2 separate regions of the Homo sapiens genome follow, and region 1 is linked to region 2. Evidence: chromatin contacts called from ENCODE Hi-C or POLR2A ChIA-PET data. All regions are on one chromosome and are shown on one strand. The core of a region is the stretch at or near the end of the contact, and the rest is flanking DNA. Distances in the headings are between cores, read along the strand shown.

What was found. Hi-C counts contacts between places; a loop is a spot of excess contacts on that map. ChIA-PET counts read pairs that join two places held with the same protein, here RNA polymerase II (POLR2A). Pooled maps may share reads with other maps.
Region 1: a map of astrocyte of the cerebellum shows a loop between it and region 2 (3-fold over the local background). The contact joins two enhancer-like sites. A Hi-C loop is called at or near these places in 2 of 168 maps with a recorded cell type or tissue (CD4-positive, alpha-beta memory T cell and astrocyte of the cerebellum), 4 of 37 single-sample maps with no recorded cell type and 9 of 50 pooled maps. POLR2A ChIA-PET finds 5 or more read pairs at or near these places in 11 of 52 experiments (BJ, CD4-positive, alpha-beta T cell, GM12878 and 8 more).

Annotation. Positions count from the first base shown.
Region 1 is chr16:89,439,542-89,444,270 of GRCh38, forward strand. The region is part of intron 1 of ANKRD11 (ankyrin repeat domain containing 11); the gene reads right to left. All of the region lies in intron 1 of LOC101927817 (a long non-coding RNA gene), which reads left to right. It also overlaps the pseudogene RNU6-430P. Among named protein-coding and RNA genes, the nearest start is that of ANKRD11, 49 kb to the right of the region's middle. Within about 2 kb of position 2,635, at least 27 of the 41 ENCODE cell types and tissues checked have a DNase peak (open chromatin) inside an H3K27ac peak, as active enhancers do.
Region 2 is chr16:89,354,447-89,359,051 of GRCh38, forward strand. All of the region lies in intron 2 of ANKRD11 (ankyrin repeat domain containing 11), which reads right to left. The region is part of intron 1 of LOC128462377; the gene reads right to left. Among named protein-coding and RNA genes, the nearest start is that of ANKRD11, 130 kb to the right of the region's middle. RefSeq lists enhancers at 2,492-3,378, 3,379-4,265, 4,473-4,542. Within about 2 kb of position 3,230, at least 16 of the 41 ENCODE cell types and tissues checked have a DNase peak (open chromatin) inside an H3K27ac peak, as active enhancers do.

The sequences.
Region 1 (4,729 bases), core at 1,385-3,884, 84 kb after region 2:
GAAAACCCATCTAAAATGCAATGTGATATTTAGGATAAAGCTGAAACACACCACAGCGCCTCAGCAATTGAGGCTGTGAATACAACCACACAATCAGCAAAGAAAAGCTTGTTCTATTCTTCATCTACACCACTCACACACAACACCAAAGGTGTTCTCAGCACACCTCCATCCACCTCAGATCTATTCTTCATCTACACCACTGACACACAACACCAAAGGTGTTCTCAACACAACTCCGTCCCCCTCAGAACTCTGTGGAACGTTTTCATTCCCAATGATCACCAACAGAGCCAGCTGTAAGCTCAACTCTAACACTACCCACAGTGCAGCTGACCTAGACTGATGGGCGGCCTCCGGAGAAGTCAAAGACTCCAGCTCTACTGCACACACCCACAGCAGGAGAGGCCTGTGTCTCTCACAGGTGTGGGGTCTGAGCCGCAGCCCACTACCTTAACTCCATAATCTGTGACTTGGCTCTTATGAGGAAGCTGACAAAGAATCAGAGACTCAGAGGAGATCACAGCCTTTCAGGACTGAGGTCTAAAACACAGAACCTCTAGCCCAGTGCTCACCCGCAACCATTTCCCTGCCTCTTCCTACTTCTCCAGTCCTCAAGGGGACAATGGCAGGGTTCACAGGATTCTTCCTCCGGAAGAATTCAGTGTGCTGTAATTAGAAATGAACATTTTATCAATATGTTCACGTAAAATGTACATGTTCCCCTGGGGGGAGGGATAAATAACAGTGGAACTAGGAAAAGCAGACCACCAGAAAATGTCTCGGTCCAGCGTGGTGGCTCAGGCCTGTAATCCCAGAACTCTGGAAGGCTGAGGGGGGAGGATCACATGAGGCCAGAAGTTCAGACCAGCCTGAGCAACACACTGAAACCTCAACTTTGTAACAATAAAAACAGAATAAAAACTTAGCTGGGCATGGAGGTGTGCACCTGTAGTCCCAGGCACTCAGGAGGCTGAGGTGGGAGAATTGCTTGAGACCAGGAGGTCAACACTACAGTGAGCTGTGAGTACCAATGCACTCCAACCTGGATGACACGACAAAACTCTGTCTCAAAAGGAGGGGGAGGAGGAGGTAAGAGGGAAAGGAAGAAAGCATAAGAAAATATCAAGCACAAACTAAGGGCCCCAAAAAATCCAACTCACAGCAACGTGGGCAGAGCCCTGGAGAAGCCAGAGGACATCCAGGCACCACCCAGCAAGGGGCTACAGAAAGGGGGCCACCTGCCTCCAAGCCTGCCGGGACTGAAAATAAATCCATGTGGCATCAACAGGAACATCTGTGGCTGTGTGGCAATGCGTGTGAGTGCGCATGAATCCTGGTGTGGCTGGTGTGTGTCACAGTCAAAACGGAAAGAGAGAGCGCATCGTGGTTTATAAAAAATAAGTTTCCTTGCGGCCAGACACAGTGGCTCACGCCTGTAATCCCAGCACTTTGGGAGGCCGAGGCGGGCAGATCATGAGGTCAGGAGATCGAGACCATCCTGGCTAACACCGTGAAACCCTGTCTCTACTAAAAATACAAAAATTAGCCGGGCGTGGTGGTGGGCGCCTGTAGTCCCAGCTACTCGGGAGGCTGAGGCAGGAAAATGGCGTGAACCTGAGAGGCAGAGATCGCAGTGAGCCAGGATCGAGCCACTGCACTCCAGCCTGGGCCACAAAGTGAGACTCCGTCTCAAAAAAAAAAAAGTTTCCTCGCTATGCATGCGCTAAAACCCTCTGGAGTGAAGTCCTAAAATATTTAAATGAATTTTCATTCTGAAGAGACTACAGAACTTCTCAACACAGGCTCTCTTACACAGACTCTATTACACAGACTTTTTTAAGATCTTGCACATCCAATGTCAGAATATATTCCATCACCCAGCAACAAAAGCAGTCAGGAAAAAAACTTCAGAAAAAGAATTATTAAAAAATACGCAAACCTGGCCGGGCGCGGTGGCTCACGCCTGTAATCCCAGCACTTTGGGAGGCCAAGGCGGGCGGATCACGAGGTCAGCAGATGGAGACCATCCTGGCTAACATGGTAAAACCCCACCTCTACTAAAAATACAAAAAATTAGCTGGGTGTGGTGGTGGGCACCTGCAGTCCCAGCTACTCGGGAGGCTGAGGCAGGAGAATGGCATGAACCCAGGAGGCGGACTATGCAGTGAGCCAAGATCGTGCCACTGCACTCCAGCCTGGGCAACAGAGCGAGACTCCGCCTACAAAAAAAAAAAAAAAAAAAAAAAAAACGCAAACCTGACTCTTAAAAAATTAAACATACCCTGCATAACTGAACAGTGTCCACAAGCAGGAATCTCTCTGGATGGCAAGGTGGCAGCCGACTATGGCACTCACCAAAAAGGCACCTTCCCCCATCATCCATGCAAAGACCTTTCCCAAAGCCACCAGACCTCCGTTCAAACAACTCAAATCCGGTCTAGAAATTAAAAATCCTTGTACTGAAAGCAAAATCAGGGTTAGCTGTGACTAAGATCCAAGAAATAAACTTTTTAAAAAGTAATAAACATGAATTCATCAGTATGAAAAAGGTCTGTGCACAGTGAGCAGTTGGCACACCGATGCAGTGCACCGAGGGCCAAGGCGAAGGCCGCAGGGGGAGGAGGCTCAGCAGAGGGAGGACACCCCAGCTGACAACGCACGCCCACTGGTGCCAGTGCTTTGGAGAACATGCCAGGTCATGTCTACGCTTTCCTCACTAAGGATTTAATTTCAGTATTCTACAATCTAACTCTACACTCTCAAAACATAATTAGAAACAATGTTTTGAATGTGATGGAGGGATGCAGTAGAGCTTCTCTAGAAAATGCTTTTGAATCTGTCTCAGAAAACCACCTGTTTTGTAGAGACCAAGACTCTTCCTCCATTTTGGCTCAAGCTGGATCCTGAGTAAAAGACAATCCCACAAACGCCCCTTTATGCACAGCTTCCCCCACACGCTGTTTGTCTCTGTTTCTCTCTCTCTCAATACCCCTAGATTTTAGGTCAAAACAAACCTGTTTCCACCAGCTGGACAGTATCATTCAGGAACGGTTTTACGCATCAAAGACTCATTTCCAGATAAAGCTGAAGCTCCAGGGAGGAGGCCTGTGTCCCACAAAGGCCAGGTGCTGACACGGTTAGTCCTTTCCTCCCCACCACCCACCAGGAATGTTGCTGGAACCCAGACACGCACAGCAAGGTTCTGCTGTTTACCCTGCTCCCCGGTGGCAGGAAGGTGTGTGCCCTATTCTCACTCCAACCCCATCACGGCCTGGTGAGCCTCCGGCGCTCCTGCCCCTTACAGCACAAGCCGGCCACCACCTCCCACGGGCCCTGACACTGTCACTCAACACCTCACCACAGCACCCAGCCTCTGCCTCTTTCATTAGACATAAGCAAGGATTTTTCCTCTAGCCAGGAAGTTTTTCAAATGTGAAGTATTTCATTTTTTTCTTCTTATTTTTTTGAAACAGAATCTCGCTCTGTCATCCAGACTGGAGTGCAATGGTGCAATCTTGGCTCACTGCGACCTCTGCCTCCCAGGCCCAAGCAATTCTCCTGCCTCAGCCCCCGTGTAGCTCGGATTACAGGCATGCATCACCACGCCCAGCTAATTTTTATATTTTCAGTAGAGACAGGGTTTCACCCTGACCTCAAGTGATCTGCCCGCCCTGGCCTCCAAAGTGCTGGGATTACAGGTGTGAGCCACCTCACCCGGCCTCAAATGTGAAGTATTTCAAATCGAACTTGTTCACAGTCAAGGCAAGCATGGCATGCTTGCTTTGGCCAGCACATGTACTAAAAATTCGAACAACAGAGACGATTACCATAGCCCCTGTGCAATGATGACATGCAAATTTGTGAAGCATTCCATACTTTAAAAAAAACACACACAGATTGGGACCTGCTCTGCAAGGCATCAGATGCCTTCCAGTCAGTAAGAGACAAGAGATACACAGGGTGCTCCCATTCCCACAGCAAGCACCACCCTGCACCACTAGTATTAGCACCACCCACATGGAAGGGTGCCAGACACATACCTACTAGCTGCCTGCCACGCATGGAAAATTCTTTAGGCAATACCCTCCGCACCCAGAAGGCTACCAGACCTGTTAAGCCTTTTCAACCAGTTTTTGCAAGCAAGAGAAATGCAATTCTTAAGAGCGGGAACACCCCTTTATTACATGTAAAGATACACAAGCTGGATGAATTGAATAGGGGTGAACAGTGATGACCCATGACCAAGATGCATTAAGAAACAGATCTGCACAGGAAGGTGGAACAAGGCCCGTGAGTGCAGAGCAAGCCTGCTGGGAGGGCAGGGGCTTGTCTTGGAGGAAAGTGCCAACAAAGCCTGTGCCAACTACAGCTGCCGTGCCGGGCCGGCGTCAACACCGAAGGAGAGGTGTGCAGAGACAAAGCGGCCTGTCAGGCTGAACAGGGAGGCAGAAACTCCGCAGACCAAGAATACAGTTTCCATAGTACCCTGTAACTCACCAAGGCTGGGACAAAGGTTAATGAAAAGTTCAAATCTGAAATAAATAACAACTCACTTCGGTATTTTACAAAAAAGGTAGTTAAGTATTTTTTTTGTGTTCCTGCATAAAATACTAGTAAGACTCAAAACAGGTAGATACTGATATGCAAGTTTTAAAATCACAAGCAGAAGAAACAACACTCTGTATGCCCTTCCAGGTGGAAATGCAGTCAGCAGAAAACTGTCTCC
Region 2 (4,605 bases), core at 1,980-4,479:
GAGCCAGCCCACCTCCCTGCACCAGTGGAAATGTCACAGAGGGCAGAGGGCAGCGTGCCCAGCACCTGCTCTTGATAGGGAGGGCACTTCTAGGCTGGAATACTCAAGAGATTTGATTGTGTGTCATCAAAGCATGCTTTAAATACAAAAGCTGGCAGGGCACGGTGGCTCACTCTTGTAATCCCAGCACTTTGGGAGGCCGAGGCAGGTGAATCACCTGAAGTCAGGAGTTCAAGACCAGCCTGGCTAACACGGTGAAACCACGTCTCTACTAAAAATACAGAAATTAGCCGGGCATGGTGGCGAGCACCTGTAATCCCAGCTACTCATAAGGGAGGCTGAGGCAGGAGAAATCGCTTGAACCCAGGAGGCGGAGGTTGCAGTGAGCCGAGATCACACCTCTGCACTCCAGCCTGGGAGACAGAGTGAGACACTCTCAAACAAACAAAGGCTGTGAGTGGCCTGGAAGCTCGTTCTTCTAGCTCCTTTGGCAAAGAAAATGCCCCCAAAGGAGTGAGGGCAACAGACTTTCCAAGTCCCAGGAAATGCACAGATTCACATGCTGAAGACCCACCAGATGCAGGAAGGAAACGCCAGAACAACATGTTTGCTTTCATCTAAAAACATCAGAAAAAGTCTAAATGTTGCTGACATTTCCTGGGCAGCTGCCCTGTGGTCTCCCGTCTGGCCAAGGAGCCTCAACCCAGTTGCTCCCAACATACTCCCATCCCAGGCGAACCTATGCTGGTGATGCTCGGGAGGCGGGCAGAGGGCTCACGGAGGGAGGGCGGAGGGCTCACACCCTGAGGCTCGGAAGGCGGGCAGAGGGCTCACACCCTGAGGCTCGGAAGGCGGGCGGACGGCTCACACAGACCCACAAGGACCAAAGAGGAACGTGCAGGACTCCAACACAAACGGAGGACGATGGCAGAACAGAAGAGCTGATTAAGTTTCTGCTGCTTGTACCATAAACTTTTCATCAGCCAGACTGTTTGCCTGAAAGACCTAATCAAGGCTGACAAGAATTCAAAGCCATTTCAAAGTGCTCCTCAGGGGTGAACGTGGCCCCATGTCCGGCACATGCTCTGCTCTGAACGCTCTCTCTTCCAGCAGGGACGGCCCCAGACATCGAGTATCACAACCAACTCAAAAATAGACTGAAATGTCACAGTATCGCCAGGATCAAAAGAAGGTCTCTTAAAAATAAAGGGTTTCTTCCATTAATAAGTAAAACAAGAAAAAACCCAAAGATGCTCACTTGAACTTCATCTTGTTATGAGCATCCACCCGTCGAGGGCAGGTCTTGTGTTACTGAGCGCAGCCTGACAATCGCATCTGCACCGAGGCCCTGCCACGGCGGTTCACGGCAAGGGTCTGTGGCTCTCCTGTGCGCAGCCCAATGGAAAGGCAGAGTGACCGATGAGATAAACACCACAGGAACAGGGTGCTCCCCCCAGCACAGCTCGGGAGACCAGGGCTCAGGAACGCTAAGTGACTCGCCCAAGACCACCAGAAATGAGTTGGGAGGCTGAGGTGGGAGGATCACATGAGCCCCGCCCTGGGGGCTGAGGCGACAGTGAGCCCAGATAGCGCCCCTGCACTCCAGCCTGGGCACTGGAGTGAGACTTGTCTCAAAACAAATACAAGAAAGAATCTGGAAAACCTTAGTTACTATGAACTAGTGCTTTTCACTAACAAAACACAAGTATTTTTTAATTCTCACGTTTCTGATCATCTTTGTTTATAACATTTATAGGTTACAAACAATGAACTATTGTGGGTTTTTAAAAACTGATTACAGACTTTCAGGACGTCCAAAGGAGACATCTTTGTCAAGGGAGTAAAGTGGAGAATTCCAGAGACACGCACAGTTCTCGGTGGCAAGCCATCCGCTGAGGTGAGAAGGATGTGATCCATCAGCCAACCCTGCCTAGATGATGACACCAGCTCCGGAAGCCAGATGGAGCAGCTGGACACATTCAGAACAGTGCTTTCAAGCAGACACTGCTTGTTCCAATGTCAGCTCTATAAAGAATGTAACAGGGCCAGGCGCGGTGGCTCACGCCTATAATCCCAGCTCTTTGGGAGGCCGAGGCGGGCGGATCACGAGGTCAGGAGATCGAGACCATCCTGGCTAACACAGTAAAACCCCATCTCTACTAAAAATACAAAAAAAAAAAAAAAATTAGCCAGGCGTGGTGGTGGGTGCCTGTAGTCCCAGCTACTTGGGAGGCTGAGGCAGGAGAATGGTATGAACCCGGGAGGCCGAGCTTGCAGTGAGCCAAGATCGCACCACTGCACTCTAGCCTGGGCGACACAGCAAGACTCCGTCTCAAAAAAAAAAAAAAAGAAAAAAGAAAAAAAAAGAACGTAATGGTACAATTTTGGGGACCCCAAAAGGATAATGCACATAATAAACAACAAAAGCCTGAGGCTTCTCCCAGGCCCTGTGGCTGTAATCTCCCGGAGTCCCAGGCATCCTGCTGCTGGGAAGGGCCAGCTCCCAAGTGACCTGTGACCATCTTGGAGGGGTTGGTGGCTGCCTTGTCAGCAGGGCATGTCCCAATGCTAATGGTTCAACAGCCAGGCTTGACATCTTTTATTCTAAAAATCTACCACAGAATAGCCAAAGGGCAGTGGTGGGGATGAGGATGAGTCTGTAGGAGGGACAGTGTAAGGAAGGTGGAGCCATCTAGGGGCACTGCTCAGAGGTAGGCTCGGCCAGAGCTACAACACACCTTCGAAGATGAGTGGGGTTGGGGGCGGGGTGAGTCAGCTTCAACACACCCAGGATTCACCTCTCATCTGTCAAATCTGCTGATAAAAGTCACACCATGAAGGAAGGGCAGTCAGGGACTGTGCTCACCACGTGTCCCGGGGACAGGACACTTGCTGCCAGTCTCCAGCACCTCACAGGGAACCAGGGGGCAGGTGAGCTTGTGGAGAAACAGGAATCCTCGTGCATTGCTGGTGGGAACATATAATGGTGCAACTGCCAAAAAAAAACAGTGTGACGATTCCTCAACAAATTACAAAAGGACTAAGCATATGATCCAGCAGTTCCCCTTCTGGGTAGATATACAAAAGAACTGAAAGCAGGGCCCCCAAAAGACAGTTGTACTTCGACGTTCACAGTTCACACAGCATGGTTCCCAACAGCAAACCCGAGTGTCCCCTGGCGGATGACAGAGAAGCAGAATGCGTCTGCACACAGCATAACGCGACTCAGCCCTAACGAGGAATGCCTGTCACAGCCAATGCTGCGGACTCCACTCACAGGGTCCAGGGACAAACAGCAGCTGCACAAGAGGAAGGGCCCTGAGGGAGGAGTCTGGGAGGAACCACTGCTCATCGGCAAGCCAATCCATGGCCACAGGACAACGCTGCTGAAGGTACTGGAAGCCAGGGTGCTGGCTGCCCCTTTCTGGGGACACCTTTCCTTTCTTTTCCTATTTTTATTGAACACTGGGATGAAAGTAATGAAAAGTAGTAAATCCTTTCAAAACAATCAGATTTAGTTATGATGCTCAATTTCTGAAATCAATCTCTTCAAATAGCCAGTAAATGCTTCCTTTCCAAAGACTGAACCCTCTTACTGCTTTGAACAATGGAGGAAGTGAGTGAGGCACCAGATGCAACTTTTGACCCAAGGACACAGGTCAAGCTGTGACAGTTAACAACCAGGGTGGCTGGAGATGCTGCACCCACCCACGTGGCTTTGCTAGAATGCCACCACGTGCGGGCAGACACAGGCCACAGCCCCCACACCTCACTCTGGCATCAGCACTGGTCCCGCATGGAGCTGTGCCGGCTTGCAGAAGACGTAGAGCACACAGGCGTGTTCCTTCCCTTCTGTTGGCCACATCACAGCTGCATATTCACGGGAGTGAACATCATCTACACAACAGCTTCCACGTTTGCAAACATGCACAGCTTAGCGACCACGTTTCAAAGAGCCACGTGGATAACTGCCTATATTACTGGTACTCAATTTCCAGGTTGGGTTGGTAACTGGATTGTTTACAACACAAAGGATAACTAGTTGAGAAGATGGATACCCCGTTTTCCATGATATCATCACTACGCATTGCATGCCTATATCAAAACATCTCATGGACCCCATAAATACATTCATCTATGTACTCACAAAAACTTTAAAAATAATAATTAATAAATAAACAGAATGACTAAGATTTCAACTGTTTACCCAGGATGCTGCCTGCAGCTCATTTCAGTGACAACCCACAAGCTGCCCTCGCTGGCCCTGTGTGCTGAGGACGGGACATCTGCACCCAGCCCTAGATAACCCCACGTGCAAACCACTTCCCCTGTGCCGCTAAAACCCACATCTCACATTTCAGTTATAGTTTGTTTTTTGCCTGTAGGTTTTTTTTTTGAGAATAGGGTCTCCCTCTGCTGCCCAGGCTGGAGCGCAGTGGTGCGATCATGGCTCACCACAGCCTCGACCTCCTGGGCTCAAGTGATCCTCCCACTTCAGCCTCCAGAGCAGCTGGGACCACAGGCATGCACCACCACACCTGGCTAATTTTCTATTTTTTGTAAAGACAAGGCTATACATTTCTTATATATGTCTAAATCGTCAGT